Regions from separate parts of the Homo sapiens genome. Here region 2 is linked to region 1. A link is an interaction called in ENCODE POLR2A ChIA-PET data of the cell type or tissue named here. Cell type or tissue: A673. All regions are shown on one strand. Links, peaks and the distances in the headings refer to the core of each region. The heading gives the core; the rest is flanking DNA.

What was found. Peaks named below come from ENCODE experiments on the same cell type or tissue, not always from the same donor. Only the 100,000 strongest peaks of a DNase experiment are listed, where the experiment ranks them.
Region 2: POLR2A ChIA-PET joins it to region 1 with 10 read pairs; 4 of 35 experiments call an interaction of 5 or more read pairs at or near these places.

What each region holds. Positions count from the first base shown.
Region 1 is chr16:23,749,257-23,757,585 of GRCh38, forward strand. It overlaps CHP2 (calcineurin like EF-hand protein 2), which reads left to right and starts at 5,770. Exons shown (of 7, transcript NM_022097.4): 1 at 5,770-5,860; 2 at 6,405-6,477; 3 at 6,591-6,671; 4 at 6,807-6,937; 5 at 7,132-7,193; 6 at 7,945-8,067; 7 at 8,274-8,329. The coding sequence starts at 5,794. The coding sequence ends at 8,327. RefSeq lists an enhancer at 5,658-6,303. In A673, for the core only: no CTCF peak of the experiment used is centred there; no DNase peak of the experiment used is centred there; H3K4me3 peaks cover 706 bases.
Region 2 is chr16:23,664,266-23,672,594 of GRCh38, forward strand. DCTN5 (dynactin subunit 5) reads left to right here. Exons shown (of 6, transcript NM_032486.4): 5 at 1,361-1,463; 6 at 2,782-8,329. The coding sequence ends at 2,879. Among named protein-coding and RNA genes, the nearest start is that of PLK1, 10 kb to the right of the region's middle. RefSeq lists an enhancer at 6,149-6,378. In A673, for the core only: no CTCF peak of the experiment used is centred there; no DNase peak of the experiment used is centred there.

The sequences.
Region 1 (8,329 bases), core at 87-8,086:
CTCCTGAGTAGCTGGGACTACAGGCTGTGCACCATCATGCCCAGCTAATTTTTGTATTTTTTGTAGAGATAGAGTTTTGCCATGTTGCCTGGGCTGGTCTTGAACTCCTGGGCTCAAGTGATCCACCTGCCTCAGCCTCCCAAAGTGCCGCGATTACAGGTGTGAGCCACTACACAAGGCCTCTTGTCTCTGTGTGTGTGTGTGTGTTTTTTAATTGAGATGGAATCTCACTCTGTTTCCCAGGCTGGGGTGCAGTGGTGCGATCTCGGCTCACTGCAACCTCCGCCTCCTGGGTTCAAGCAATTCTCCTGCCTCAGCTTCCTGAGTAGCTGGGATTACACACACCCACAACCACACCTGGCTAGTTGTTATATTTTTAGTACAGACGGGGTTTCACCATGTTGGCCAGGCTGGTCTTGAACTCCTGACCTCATGATCCACCTGCATCGGCCTCCCAAAGTTCTGGATTACCACGCCTGGCCCTTTATTCCTGTTTCTTACCTCTCTATTCCTGGTAGAGGAATTTGTATTTCCCTGATGACTAATGATGTTGATGTCACCCACCCTCATTACTTTTCGTCCCAGAGCTTTCCTGGCTATTCTGTTTTTAATTTTTATTTTTTTGTTTACTTTTTTCTTTCAAATTTTTTTTTTGTTTTATAGTTTGTTTTTAAGAAGACAAAAAAAGATCCCTCTGTAGGTTCAGCTACAGAAATCTTGTTACAACTTTTATTTCCTCTGGAGAGTCAAGTTTGACTGTCTTCTCTGTGCTGTTTTCTTTTAAAAAAGTTTTAATGAGATATAATTCACATACCACACAATTTGCCCATTTAAAGCATGCAATGCAATAGATTTTATTACATTCACAGATATGTGCAACCAAACTATCACCAGAGTCGATTGTAGAACATTTTCATCACCTCAACAAGAAACCCTGGGACCAGGCGCAGTGGCTCACACCTGTAATCCCAGCACTTTGGGAAGCAGAGGCGGGTGGATCGCTTGAGCCCAGGACAGCCTGGGGAACATAGTGAGATCCCATCTCTACAAGAAAACAAACAACAACAACAACAAAAAATTAGCCAGTTGAGATGGCATGTGCCTATAGTCCTAGCTACTAAGGAGGCTGAGGTGGGAGGATCATCTTAGCCCAGGAAGTTGAGGCTGTGGTGAGCCATGATCACTCCACTGCACTGCATCCTGGGTGATAGGAGACCCTGTCTTAAGAAAAAAAAGAAAAAATAAGAAACCCTGTACACTTTAGCTATTATCCCTGACTCCCACCTACCTCCCTTAGCCCTCGGCAATCACTAACCTACTTTTTGTCTCTACGGGTTTGCCTATTCTTAACATTTCATGTAAGTGCAATCATATAATACGTGGTCTTTTGTGACTGGTTTATTTTACTTAGCATAGAGTTTTCAAGGTTCATCCATTTTGTGGCATATATAATACTTCATTACTTTTTATGGCCAAATGATATTCCGTTGTATCAATATACCATGTTTTACTTATCCATTCATCAGTCAAACATTTGGCTTATTTCCAATTTTTGGCTGTTATGAATAGTGTCGCTATGAATATTCACTACAGGTTTTTGTTTGAGCTCCTATTTTCTTTCTTTCTTTCTTTCTTTCTTTCTTTCTTTCTTTCTTTCTTTCTTTCTTTCTTTCTTTCTTTCTTTTTTTTTTTTGAGCCGGAGTCTCGTTCTGTTGCCCAGGTTGGAGTGCAGTGGTGCAATCTCGGCTCACTGCAACCTCTGCCTCCCAGGTTCAAGTGGTTCTCCTGCTTCAACCTCCCAAGTAGCTGGGATTACAGATGCGTGCCACCATGCTTGGCTAATTTTTTTGTATTTTTAGTAGAGATGGGGTTTCATTATGTTGGCCAGGCTGGTCTTGAACTCCTGACCTCAAGTGATCTGCCCACCTCTACCTCCCAGAGGGCTGGGATTACAGGTGTGAGCCACTGTGCCTGGCCTGAGCCCCTATTTTCAATTCTTTTGGGTGTATACCTAGGAGCAGAATTGCTGGGTCACATGGTAATTTTGTTTAGTGTATTGAGAAACTTTCAAACTGTTTTCCACAGTAACTGAACCATTTTACTTTTCCATCAGCAATGAATGAGGCTTCCAACTTTTTCATAGCCTCACTAAGACTTGTTTTTGTTTGTTTTAATTCCAGCCATCTTAGTGGGTATGAAGTGATATCTCATTGTGGTTGGTTTGTATTTCCCTGATGACGAATGATGTGGGGAATCTTTTCATGTACTTATTGGCTAAACATATATGTTTTTTTGGAGAAATGTCTATTCAAGTCCTTTGCCCGTTTAAAAAGTTGGGTCATTTATCTTTTTATTATTGAGTGCTAATTGTTCTGTATTTTCCTGACTATTCCTGGATGTTCATTCTTCTAGTTGAACCTTCACCAAGAATGACTAGCGGCCAGGCGTGGTGGCTCATGCCTGTAATCCCATCACTTTGGGAGGCCGAAGTGGGCAGATCACTTGAGGTCAGGAGTTCGAGACCAGCCTGGCCAACATGGTGAAACCCCATCTCTACTAAAAATACAAAAATTAGCCAGGTGTGGTGGTGCATGCCTGTAATCCCAGCTACTAGGGAGGCTGAGGCAGGAGAATTGCTTAAGCCCAGGAGGCAGAGGTTGCAGTGATCTGAGATGGCGCCACTGCACTCCAGCCTGGGCAACAGAGTAAGACTCTGTCTCAAAAAATTAAATAAGAAAAAAAAAAAAAGAATGACTAGCAACTTTTACATAGCTGAAAAGCAAAAACCAAATATTCCTCCTGACTCTAGTCTAACAGATTCTGCAGATAAAATTTTCCCCAAAGCATCTTCCCGCTTAAATGACCTGAAAAAACTGTGAAGTTGATTTAAGTCTCACTTGTGTACATGAAACAGAAATGAGTTCTAGCATAGCCTGCTCTCTCTCTCTTTCTTTTTTTTTCTTTTTGAGATGGAGTCTTGCTCTGTTACCCAGGCTGGAGTGCAGTGGTGTGATCTTGGCTCACTGCCACACCTGCCTCCCAGGTTCAAGTGATTCTCCTGCCTCAGCCTCCCAAATAGTTGGGATTACAGGCGCCTGCCACCACACCCAGCTAATTTTTTGTATTTTTAGTAGAGACGGGGTTTCACTGTGTTAGCCAGGATAGTCTCAATCTCCTGACCTCATGGTCTGCCCGCCTCAGTCTCCCAAAGGGCTGGCATTATAGGTGTGAGCCACTGTGCCTGGTCCAGCCCTCTCTTAAAAGCTTGTGTATGATGTGTGCATGGGAGTTCCTAATTACTCTCCGGCCTAATTTACTTTGGTGTAGCACTGACTCCAATATTAAGGCTGGAGAAGCCCTTTCCAAGATCAGCATCCCAAGCTGGCCTGCGGTGCTTATCACAGCTTCTTAGGGCTCTCATCTCCTCCTGGGTTCAGAACTGAACCCAAACTACATGCACAGCCTGACTCACAGCTGTGGGTTGCAGTGATTGCTGGGCTTCATTAGGGAGGAGTGTGGTTTCCCGCATGCTTAGTCTTTGGGGGGAGTCTGAAAGAGAATCAAGCATTCCTTATGCCAGTTGCTTAATCCTTGGGGGTATCTGAAAGAAGCAAGCACTTCTTAGATCAATATTTTCAAGACTTATCTGATGCAGGCCTCTGCCTGGGGCTGGAGGATAGACTGTTTCTTCAGCTTCTCTCTCTCCAGGGTGGATATGAACTTGAGCCCTTGCAATGAACTGCTTGCATGTTTTCCCCCCTGGGAAATTTGTGTATGTATGTGCAATTATGATGGGGGAAACGGTTTAAAGATACTTTCAAAAGTGGACACTTCTAGTGTTTGTCCCTTGACAAATGAGTTTCTCGACCTGTTTTTTTTTCATTATCAACGCCTCCCCTAGTCTTTTTAATTTCCCCACCCTCACCCCTACCCCATGAAATTTTATTTTCTTTCTTTTTTTTTTTTTGAGACCAAGTTTCGATCTTTTTGCCCAAGATGGTGTGCAATGGCGCGATCTAGGCTCACCTCAATCTCCACCTCCCGGGTTCAAGCGATTCTCCTGCCTCAGCCTCCCGAGTAGCTGGAATTACAGGCATGCACCACCACGCCCAGCTAATTTTGTATTTTTAGTAGAGACTGGGTTTCTCCATGTTGGTCAGTCTGGTCTCAAACTCCTGACCTCAGGTGATCCGCCCGTCTCGACCTCCCAAAGTGCTGGGATTACAGGCATAAGCCACCGCGCCCGGCCTCTTTTCTTTTCAAGACAGGGTCTCACTCTGTCACCCAGGCTGGAGTGTAATGGCGTGATCATGGCTCCCTGCAGCCTCAACCTCCTGGGCTCAAGTGATCCTCCTGTCTCAGACTCCCAAGTAGCTGAGACTACAGGCATGTGCCACGACACCTGGTTAATTTTTTTTTTTTGTATTCTTTTGTAGAGATGGGGTCTCACTATGTTGCCTAGGCTGGTCTTGAGCTCCTGGGCTCAAGCAATCCTCCTGCCTCTACCTCCCAAAGTGCTGGGATTACAGGCATGAGCCTCCACGTCTGCCCTGAAATTTCAATATCACAGCTATACTGTATATCTATTTATGTGCTGTATGTATGCTGTGCTTTGTACATAAAAAATATGTTTTATTTTTTGCCCCGTTGGGGTGAGATAGAGACCGCACTGAGAATGCACGCTTTACATAATTAGTTCACAACTTGCCCCCGGCAGCCTCCACCACGTAAAATTAGAAGAAAGCAGCCCAGCAGGGCCTACAAGGAATGTGTGAACGGATGCACGTAAAGTGCTTAGCAAAGCGTGGTAAACAAGAGCCCTTGTTGTCATTCTTGCTTTAAGCCTAGTCCCAGTGATGTCTGTAACCCTCTCTTGGGCCAAGGAGTCCCATGGCTCTGGAGGGCTGTTCAGAGGACTAAGTCATTCCCAGTCTGGAGCTCTACGGGATCAGTAGGTACCTAAGGGAGTGAATTGGGCTTGGAGGGACTGTGGCCAGAAGACAGCTCTGGGCCTGGTGGTGATAGAACTTCTGATTTCTCAGGAAAAGCCAAGAATGTGGATTTTGGGTTAAATCTCCTGAATTTTAAGCATTGGCTCAATTAAACAACAATAAGGCAATGTGAACCGAACAAAAGGGATGAAACCAAGATTTACTGACTTTCCCAGAGTCACGGGCACGGCTGGGATTCCAACAAGGACTCCCAAACCAGTGCTCTTTCCACTTAACCTAACGCACACCCTTCATCTCGCCGCCCCTCCCCACTTCCCCGTCTTTGGGAGTTCTTCGATGCCTCTTCCCCCCTCCCCCCAGGATTCCCTCCCCATAGGCCACCCGCCTTCCAGCAGGGCGTGGTCTCTACAGAGGAGGTCAGGTCTCCCAGGCTTCCTCAGCGTCGACGCCGGGGAGCGCCCTGGGGTTGGGAGCGCCCGGGGCCCGCGAAGGAGGAGGTGGCTCAGGTGTCAGGGCGCACCGTGGGAACCGGCCCCGGGGGAGGCGTGGAAACGCGGGGCCTGGGACTCGACCAGCCTCTCCCGTGCGGATCGCAAAATCTCGGAGCTGAAACAGCCCGTTGTTCGCAGCCTCCCTCTGACCCGCCACCCTGCACATTGTTTTCCATTCGCCCGGGTCGCGGGTGGGAGGAGAGGCACGCCGGGGTTCTGGAGCTTGGCCGCGCGCCAGGCTTGTGGCCTTCGTCCCCCTGGGGCCACTGGGGCGGCCACGCCTCTCCGGCGGGAGGAGAGAACGCGTGGGTCCGGGTGGCTGCTCCGGCCCTTCCGCCTCCAGCTCGGCCATGGGGTCGCGCAGCTCCCACGCCGCGGTCATTCCCGACGGGGACAGTATTCGGCGAGAGACCGGCTGTGAGTGCGCCCGCGTCGGCGGCTGCGGAGGGGACGGGGCGAACCCAGGCGTCTGGGGCTAGGGAAGGGGTTGGGTTGAAGGATGGACGAACTTACAAGTCTGGGGTCCGGGGCTCCCCGGAGCTGGAAGACCAAGGCCCCTGTGCCTGGGATCGCTGGGTTAGGGGCGGGTTAACCTAGGGGTCCCAGCCTCCAAGTCTGGGGAGGATCCGGGTTCACGGGGTCGGAGTCCAGAGGAATCCAGGCACCCAGGTGTCCTCCAGCCCGGCTCGAAGCTGAAGGCAGAGCTGACGGCGGTTGGAAGGGATGGCTTTGGTTCTTTGGTTTTCGGGAGGTTGCGAGCCGCCCGGGTCTTGAACCTGGATCTTCGCGGGGTCGTGTCACTCTCCCTCCGCCCCGGCCAGCTCAACCCCTGATTCCCCGGGATGATCGCCCCTTCCAGCCAGCCCCCGCTGTTCTGGCCCATCTTCCTGGCCTGTTGGGGCGGGTTTCTGGAGCTGGCCCTGCAGAGTCACACACCCCCACCCCACTCTCCTTCCCGCAGTCTCCCAAGCCAGCCTGCTCCGCCTGCACCACCGGTTCCGGGCACTGGACAGGAATAAGAAGGGCTACCTGAGGTGAGGGGGAGCCGGCCTCATAACTTCTGGCCTCTGTCTCTCTGACTCCATGTCCCTCTTTGACCCTCCGTCTGGCATCTCTGCCTTACCCTCTTTGAAATTTGGCTTTGCAGCCGCATGGATCTCCAGCAGATAGGGGCGCTCGCCGTGAACCCCCTGGGAGACCGAATTATAGAAAGCTTCTTCCCCGATGGGTGAGGCTTGCTGGGCGTGGGGAGGTGAAGGCGGGAAAACCGGTGTGTGAGTGGGTGGGAGGGGAGGTTAGAGACGGAGGCAAAGTGATGGCCAAGGTGACCACCACCTCTTTCCATTCTGTCCCGTCTCCCCAGGAGCCAGCGAGTGGATTTCCCAGGCTTTGTCAGGGTCTTGGCTCATTTTCGCCCTGTAGAAGATGAGGACACAGAAACCCAAGACCCCAAGAAACCTGAACCTCTCAACAGCAGAAGGAACAAACTTCACTGTGAGTTTGTGAGGACCTGCACAAGTGAGAATGCAGATGTACCCACACCAGGGACAGGCTCCAGGGATCTCCCACTCCCTTCCTGAGGGCATTGACAACCTCCCCCCTCCTCCAAGGTGGGGGGAAGGAAGGTGGCTGCTGGAAGAGAGCCAGGGAAGACCTACCTTCCTTTCCCCCTCCCACCCTCTCCCCAGATGCATTTCAGCTCTATGACCTGGATCGCGATGGGAAGATCTCCAGGCATGAGATGCTGCAGGTTGGCAGAAAGCGAGAGCAAGAGATGTGATGTGTGAAGGATGGGATGGTTAAATGCAATGGTGTGAGAGATGGGGTGGGATGATTGGGGAACTGGGGCGCAGATAATTGGGGTATTGGTTGGGAAATGGGAATGGGTGCAGTTAGAGTGTGGGTTTGTTGGGAGTCGGAGTGGGGAGCAGTTGACTATGAGGTTGGGAATAGATCAGTGATTCTCAACTGGGGGTGATTTTGCTCCCTGAGTGAATATCTGGCAATATCTGGAGATGCTTTTTGTTGTCACAATGGGGGAGAGAGTGTGCTACTGGCATCTAGTGGGTAGAGGTCAGGAATGTGGCTATATATCATGCAATACCCAGGAGAGCCTCTTCCAACAAGGAGTTACCTGGCTCCAAATGTCAACAGTGCCAAGATTGAGAAACTCTGGAACAGATGTGATGGAATGAGGATGGAATTAGAAACCCTTAGTGGCTAAGGTGGAGAATGGTGTGGAGGATGGATGGAGGTTGGGTGATAAAGTTGGGTAATGAGTTTGAGCATATTTTGAGGGTAGTGCAGGATGGTGAGGGAGAGATAGGAGATTGGTTGTTGAAGCAGTAGGGAAAATTATTGGGGGATATGGTGAAAAATGGATGAAGGATGGATTATAAAATTAGCAATAACTTTTGGGATGAGGTGGGCAAGGTTTAGGAGATGGGGAGTTGCAGCCTTCGTGCCCCCTCCTTATGGCTGCCTCTTCACTCATCTCTCAGGTTCTCCGTCTGATGGTTGGGGTACAGGTGACAGAAGAGCAGCTGGAGAACATCGCTGACCGCACGGTGCAGGAGGCTGATGAAGATGGGGATGGGGCTGTGTCCTTCGTGGAGTTCACCAAGGTCAGAGTGCCCTTGGGGATTGGGGAGTTGAGATCAGGAGTTCTGGGGCAGACAGACTTGGGAAACGTTCAACGGAGGAGGGCGGAAAGATAGGGGTTGCCTGGGAATGATGGGGTCTCTGGAATGGGTAGAACCCTGGGGGAGGAGGTTGGGAGCATGGAGAGCTGAGAGTCAAGCCTCTTGCCTGCCATTTGTTTTTCCCTCAGTCCTTAGAGAAGATGGACGTTGAGCAAAAAATGAGCATCCGGATCCTGAAGTGACT
Region 2 (8,329 bases), core at 202-8,201, 85 kb before region 1:
CACCTAGCTGGAGAGAGATCAGCCACTTGGGAAATTCAGAGCCACTTAGGAAATTCACATGCTTTCATAAGAAGTTCATTTAGCAATCTACCTTTTCCTAGAAAAACATATGATTTAAGTGTTTAATAATGGGGAAAAATTTAAACACAAGCAAATCAATCATGTTCTTTGCTAAAATCTGAGGTCTGGACTGGTTAGCATTGTCCTGGTATTTGTAAAGATTTCCACATTCTCAGTCAGGTATATTTTCTGATTGTCTAGCCAGGATACCAGTGAACTAACAGGCCCTGATGTAAATGCAGTCAGAATGATCAAAACTTTCATTTCCTCAGCAAGGAGTCTAAGATACAGCTGTAAACTGTACACAGAAGCCCCATGAAACAGATGAGTCTCTCAGACCTTATTTCTTGCTCTCTGAATGCCGTGGATCATGGCAGAATTGAAAAGTGGTGACAGTGGTTAAAGTCAGGGATGAGGTTCAAACATCTACATGACTATCACTCACCAGTGGGAGAACAAATGAACTAATAGCTTCATATCCAAATGAATTTTTCAGGGTTTTTCCAGTTTGAATTGACAAAAGAGCAAACCAACCAACCAACCTTAAGCTGGTGGATGTGGAGTGGAATGGGTGGTGAATATAAACCAAGAGTACAGGAGTAGATCTTAATGTCACGGCCAAATGGCTCCAGGCATTCAGCCCATGTTGTAAGAATTAGTCTCCATCTCTGTGCTGCTTTCCTCTGGGAGGTTCACTCCCAGGCAGGTTCTTCCTTCATGGAAATAAGATGCCTATTCCAGTCTTCCAGCCTATCCTCTGGAAACCCCAGTGGGAAGTGCTGCTTTCCCCAGTAGTCCCAGCAAAAGCCCTGAGGTTGGGGTCCATCAGACTAATTGGGGTCATATGCTGACCTGTTATTGTTTCCAGGCTTGGGGTTTGGTGTGTGGGCTGGGGGGTGAAGCACATGGATGAGATGGGGATGGGAGGGTTACCGAGGAAAATACAGGTTCTGTTACCAGAAGAAAGGGGAATGGATGCTGGACAAGCAAAAGCACAAATGTCCACTAAATCAAAGGGAAAATTCAACAGAGCTCATGGAAGACTGAAATTCAGTCTGTAATGTCTGAGACAGTTTGTCCTGCCTCTAGCATACAGCCTTCCCCCCGAAATGTACACAAACACACACTCTCACAACCTTGCTGCCTCCTTCTCGTCAGGTACCACCTGAAGCAGGAAGTTGCAACCAACCCTCTTGTCACCGTCCCTGGCTATTACATGGTATCATGAATGGGGAAAATAGAAAGGAGCCTTTCACACAGTAGACTGATCCATTTCCTATTAACAAGATTTTAATTTCAGGGGCGCCGATGTGTGTTGAAAGACTGCTGCAAAATTCTTGACAACACAGTATTACCTCCAGAAACTGTGGTTCCACCATTCACTGTCTTCTCAGGCTGCCCAGGTAACCTTGGCTGTTGATTAATTTTATTTTAACTTCCTAAAACTCAGTTGTATTTTCCATCGCAAAAGTAATGCTTACGATTCCTATCTCTGGCAATATGTTGATAGAGCTAACTTAGAAATTCACCTGTACAAAGTACCTAGAAATGCTACCTAACATATAACAAGCATCTGTTTAAATGCATAATTGGGTTCACCAGAAAATAAGGAAATTATGAAGGGCCAAACACAAAGAGGAAACTAAGCCCAAGCTGTGAGATTGCACGGGTTAATGCTGTCTTCATAATAGAGTGATTTGAGGGGTGATACTCATGTCGGGATGGAAATAAAGCCTTGGATCCACACATGGCAGAGAGATCCTCAAATACTCTTAAAGGATTCCCTCTCAAGGAAAAGTCGATGTAAAACAAATCTGCTGCCAACACAGGGAATGTACAAGAAAGCATTTCTTGCCTGGCCTGGACTCTGGGTAGAAAAAGTCTGTCTAGAGAATTTTAGTACTGGGCTTACCCTCACATTGGTCATGGGTTTAATTTGTACATTCCACATGGCCCAGGAATTCCCAGACTGAAAAGTTAGCATAAACCATGGTCTAAGACCAGCAATACCCTGGGGATACCTGAGAGGGGCAAATATTAATACATTATCTCTGGACCTTGGCTGATAGAATGCTCACAAGTAAAGCCCATCAGGAGCCCGGAGTTCCAAATTATAAAGCTTGAGGAAACAAAAGTGATACGTACTTCTCTCAGAAAACTTGGAAAACACTGAAAAGCAGAAGGAAGGAGAAAACCTCACATTCCCTTAGCCCTACCCCAAGACAGTATCTTCTTCTCCATGTTGTTTTACACAGCTGAAATCATGTAGCATATACAGAGGCACGTCATAAATTCACAGATGGAAAATAATATGAACAGAGAGATTTGACAGTATATGATACCTACCACTGAGTGGTTTAATTGTTTTTCCAATTAAAAAATAAATCTCATCTCTCAGATCATTGAATCTGAGTTTCTAAGATGAACAAAATCATCACTCAGATTCTTCGGGGAGGCATTTGGCCATTCTACCGTGTCATGCATCTCTGCTTTTGCAGAGGAGGAAGGAGAGACTTTTGTTTAGTAATTTCTCCATATTGGGGTCCTGCTGTGAAAAAGTTTAGCTGTTCTTAGCAAGCACTGGACCAGAACAGCCTCAGCGATTATTTAAGTGATTGTCAGACATGCATCTGATTGAGGTGAGAAGGATATTGCCAGAGAAATATCTTAACTTCTTGTAACTTCTTCAAGCTCCTTAGAGCTGGGTCTTTCTTTCCCCAGGACTCTTCTCAGGGGAGCTCCCGGAGTGCACTCAGGAGCTGATGATTGACGTCACCAAGAGCTACTACCAGAAGTTTTTGCCCCTGACGCAAGTCTAGCATCTCTGCCTCATGTCTTGAATCTGCTTGAGCTCTAAGATGAACCTGGGGACAAAGTGAGCCAGTCAGCACCTACAAAGAGCTTTTGTGTCTTTGACATCTACCACCCTCCTCCTTTTAAAAAATTTCTTTAGAATTTCTCAATCTTCAAGGCTCTAAGTGCTTAAGAATTCACTAACAGACAGACCATCTGGAGGAGCTGTCTTCAAATGCTGTGCTTACACCTTATCTATGAACAGTCACTTTGTACCATTATCTGTGGAACACAGAATCATCTGTTCCCAACACTCCAGCCCCTTGGTCCTGTGGATGGCTGGATCCCGCCTGAAACGGACCTGCAGAGCAGCAGCACCCTTCCGGTGTGGAGGCTATGTAGCTGGTGCGCTGCTCACGGCCATTCACTGCCCATGCTGAGCGCCTCTCACACAGGTAATGCCCAGCTTTTCTGCTGCTAACACATTTGGCCAGTTGTTGCAGTTGCTCATCATCTTGGGAAAGGTGTTTGTGACTTTTCAGAGCCCAGATTCCTGTTGTCTATTAAAACTTGAAGGGAGGGGTGAATAGTGTTTCTCTCTTCTTCCCAAAATGACCTTAGCTGTCCTAGGATAGTTAGTAAAAGACTTTTTAGCATTTTGACCTAGGGCCTTTGGCTTTCACTAAAAGTGGGGACCTCAGTATCCCAGATTGTAATTTTGCCAAGTGTTAGATTTGAGTCTCTCATGTGGATGCATTAGTCAGGTGGTTACTCCTTGCTTCAAGGTACTTACCTTATTTCATTGAAGACACCGCATTTGTGAACTCTTGCTTCCTGGCCTAGAACCATTCAGCCTACCCTGTATTTGCCATAAACTCCACAATTCACACCAAAATGTCTGTACTTAGAGCTAATTCGCATATATACAGGAAGGGCTCTTAGAATCAGTTTGTGGGCACAGAGCCTCAGGAGTAAATGAAGTTACTAGGGCTGTTCTTACCATCTCCTTCTGGCCAAATAGCACAACATTTCCTCGTTCTGCTCTGACCTCTTAGCTTAGAAGGAAGATTCAGAAGTGAGGGGCTAAGAAGGTTGTCCTTGCCTAATGCTCTGATCTGTAAGTGAATAGGGCAGAACAGTTCAGCCTTGAGGTTAGAATTTAGCAGGAGCTATCCTGACTTAATATCCAGTTGTGGGGTTTGCAAAACAAAACAGCTGTATGTAATCATTGCCACTAGTTCCATCTAGAACTCCTTTCTAGTTTGTTATTTTTAAAATGTTTATACATAAAACCACCAAAATACATAGCTTCGACAAGATGGAAGTTTATTTCTCTCTCCCATAACAGTGCAGTGATAGTCAGCTGGTCCAGGCCAGGCAAGGGGCTGGTCCATGATGTCATCAGGCACCCAGGTTCCTACTGTCTTGCCATGTGGCCACAGTTAGCAACAAAGGAGGCTGTAAATTTAGTTTCTACTTGGGCAGCCAAAACTCTGAGGAAGGAGATTCTGCTAGTAAAAAGGAGTGGGGGAAGAATGGCCATTGGGAGACAACAAGCAGACTCAACCAGGCCTCTTTGTTGGCTTCCTTTCCTCCTGCTGCACATGAGCCTTCGCCGTGCATTTGGAGCCATGACAGCTGATAGCTCCAGACCTGCATCCTCCTAGCTTGGGGGCTCTGAATGAAAGGTTTCTTCCCTTCCAGTTCGAATTTGGAAACTCCCAAAGTTCTCAATGGTTTGTTGTGAGTTCCATGTCCTCTTGGATCAGTCACTGTGGCCATGCATGTTTGGCCACATGATTAATCCAGTCTGGGTCATGACCTTTTCTTCATCCAAAACAAGGTGATGGGAAGACAAAAACAATAGCTACTACAAACAATAGGAGTTTATAATTATGTGCTGATGTATTCGAAGATGTGTTGACAGTCGTGAGTGTGTATCCTAGGAAAGGCGAGCTGGACTCTGTCTCCATGGTGGCTCTCACCCCAGGGACCTAGGAACAGCCTGTCACCACACAATTACTTTTATAACCCTGGAGATGAAAATCTCCTTGTCCTCAAAATACTTCCAGAAGAACAACCAGATGGGAAGGACCTTGGTTGGGACTCTTTCCAGTTCACTTGGGGCAGAGGGAATTTAATGGCTCACGTAGCTGAAAAGGATGGGCTAGATTGGGCTTCAGGCTGCATCCCAGGACTCCAAACAGGGATCTGTCTCTTTGGCTCTCAGCTCTGCTTTCATTTGAGTTGGCTTTATTCTTGGGCTTCACAGTGTGGCCCCACAGCACCAGTTATTGATAAAAAGAGCTCCCCTTTGCTGACAGAACTGCTGGATTTGGTTCTCATTGGTCCAGACGAGGAAGGTATCCAGCCTCAAGTCATCATTGTGGCCAGGAAGATGGAATACACCAAATGGACAGGCCTGGCATGTACCCACAGAGACTGAGAGTTGGTGCTGGTGGTTGTGGTGGCAGATGATATTACCTGAAGAAGGGACGAATGGGTGCTGGGCAGGACAAAGCATCAGCTGTCCAGTTCAGGCCTCTCCTCTTTCCCTGGTGTCTTCATTTTCCTCCGTCTCCCTGCTGTCCCTTACCCTCTGCCCAATCTCTCATTACTCCTGGTCTTGGGAGTTGCCTTCTGAGGATACTCCACTGGGGGTACCTGAGCCTGGATTAGAGGGCAGGGGGAGGATATTGCCTAGCCAAAGTGGGTGTTCAATAAAGAACCATTTGGAGATGGTCTTCTGTCTGGAACTGCTTCCTTTTTGTTTTATTATTTTTCCCCAGATGAGCTGACTGGGCCATGGAACTGCATCCTTATGGTTCCCATAGCACCTTACCGAGGCGCCCTTATCAATAGAGTTTTAGTTATGTACCTGTGTTCTTGTCTGAACCCCTACTAACTGTGAGCTCCTGAGGAGTCAGGCCTGAGTCTGTGGGTCATCTAGCACATCCTTAATAGAATGATTGCCTGGATGTGACCACCCTCACCCCCAACCCTCACACACCCTGCCAGCATGCCTCAGACCTTACCCCAGCTCAAGATAAGTCTCAGATTGCAGGATACCTGCTGCAGGGAACAAAGGTGAATGATTGTCTTGTGAGCCTCCTGTTGACTGATTCTGTTTTACATGGCTGCACAGAGCCCTTGTGGTTATTTGGGGTTGGGGTGGTGGCTTCTGTATTAGTCACTTCTGCATGAACCATTTCACTCAGGATCTGAGGCCACAGTTCCTTTCTTAGTCACTGATACATCTGGCAGACTTGAAATTAATCAGACAAACATTGTTCATAGTTAACATATCCTTGGAAGTTTCTCAGCTATAAGGAAGAGGTCTTGGTGGCTAGGGAGGCCTTTCTCTGTATCCTGTTCTATCCAGTGAGAGCCTAGAGGGTGCTGCCCAGCCATATTCTGGCTAGCCTCAGCGGTTCTCCTGAAAAAAAATTGGCATCTGACAACCTGGATGGTGACTATAGGTAGTCAAATCCAGCTGGCTGGTCTCCTGGGGGTTAGCTTCCATGGAGCTGCAAGTCCCCTGAAATGATACTGGCAGTGTTGGGACAGCGTGTCCGAAGGCCTGGTTTTTTCAGAACTGGTCTCAGCAAAATGTCTCGCCAACTTCTACAGTTCCCATAAGTACATGATAACTGAAACACTTCTAGAGCCCCCCAGCAATGGGCTTGTGCTTTTAGTAGAATATGTGCTTGCTTCCATTTAGGGGTAAGAAGGTGGGCCCCTCACCATATGCTGCACAGAGAAGAGAGACACCATCACTCATTTATTCATTTAACAAGTGCTTTCCAAGCCACTACTAGGTGCCAAGCACTTCCTAGGTCCTGGGGATACAGTGGAGACTAAGATGGAGCCAGTTCTTTCTCATAGGGATCTCACAGCTTAGTGAGTGAGAAAGCCAAAGAGTCAAAATACAGAGAGGGTCTGAGGGGCCCATTTTGAGAGCCATCATAGTGGTGAGGAGTGTGAGTGCTAGAGTCAGGCTGATCAAATCCCAGCCTGCCATTGGCTAGCCTTGTGACTTTGAGCAAGTTATCTTACTTCGTGGAACCTCAGGTTTCTCATCCATAAAATGGGGAAGTTGGATAGGGTATTATGATGATTGAAATGCATTTATACATGTAAAGCATAAGTACTGGCTCAGGGTGAGCACTCAATAAACGGCAGTTTATTAGGCACTTTTATTAGGAAGTGATACACCTTGAGCAAAACCCCTTAGAGTATAAGGCATAGCATTCTTACATATTTTTAAAATTTAAAATAAAATTTAAAACATCTTGCCCTTTATAATCAGTCCGCCACAAACAAGAGATGGAGAAATCACCCTTCCTTGTTTTGTATCTATGGGGTGCAAACATTTAATCCTCCCAACTGTCAAAAAAGTGAGAGTTTCACAGCCTGTTTTACAGCAGAGGAAACTGATATTCAGAGAGGTTAAGTAAATTTGCCCAATGCCACACATCTAATAAATGGCTGAGCTGGAATCAAGGCCAGCTCTTACTTGGCTGCAAAATCCATGTTTTATGCAGCTCCTCCACTATCTTGGCCTCCAAGGCAGCTGGCTTTGAACACTACCCTTGCAGCCCAGTCAGCCAATCCCTTGCTCTCCTGAAGCTTTTGCTGGTGGGCCAGCCCCACCTGCTTTCCTTGTGCACTCTGACTTGGACCCTGAAGTGAGAAGAGTTGGCACAGGACATCTTACTTCCCTGAAAACAGTACCTGGACTTTTCTGTATCTTCACATCCATTGGGCATTGGGCAAATGGGTCATGCAGATGAAAACCATCCAAGATAAGAGACATGGGAGTGAAATTCACACCCACTCTGGCTTTCATACCATGGGTCTGAACATTAGCCCATGGTGTTTCTTGGCCATACTGACCTGTGCCATTTCAGCTGCATTCATCTCAGTTGGTGTTGTCTGCTGGCTGCTCTTTCTGATTTCCCACAGGAGCAGTAAGAACCTGAGGAAGAGTAGGGTCAGAGGAGTCTGGGAGAATGAGGAAATATGAGAGCCCCAGGAACTGAAAAGGCCTGTGAGAGACTCTGAGCTTCCTGGGAACAGGTATAGGTTCTTTTTATTTCAATAATAACAGAAACAACTGTCAAAACCATGTGCCTGTACTATTTGGAGTGCTGTCCTTGCAGAATCTCATTATAAGAACCTTAGGAAATAGGCACATCATCTCCTGGATAGAATCCTAGGAAATGGGCACTATAATGGGCACTTTATCCCATTTTATAAACATGGAAATTGAGGCACAGAGAGATTAAGTACTTTCCCAAGGTCATACAGCTAGTGATGGAGGAGCTAGCATTTGAACCCGGAGTTTTTAGTCTATTGAGTTTAACCGACAGATCATACTGTGTTTTGGTAGGGAGGGAGGGAGGAAGCAAGCAAGTGAACAAATGAGTCTGGGATTTAGGACTTGCCAGACAAACAAGGCCCAAGAGGCAAGTGT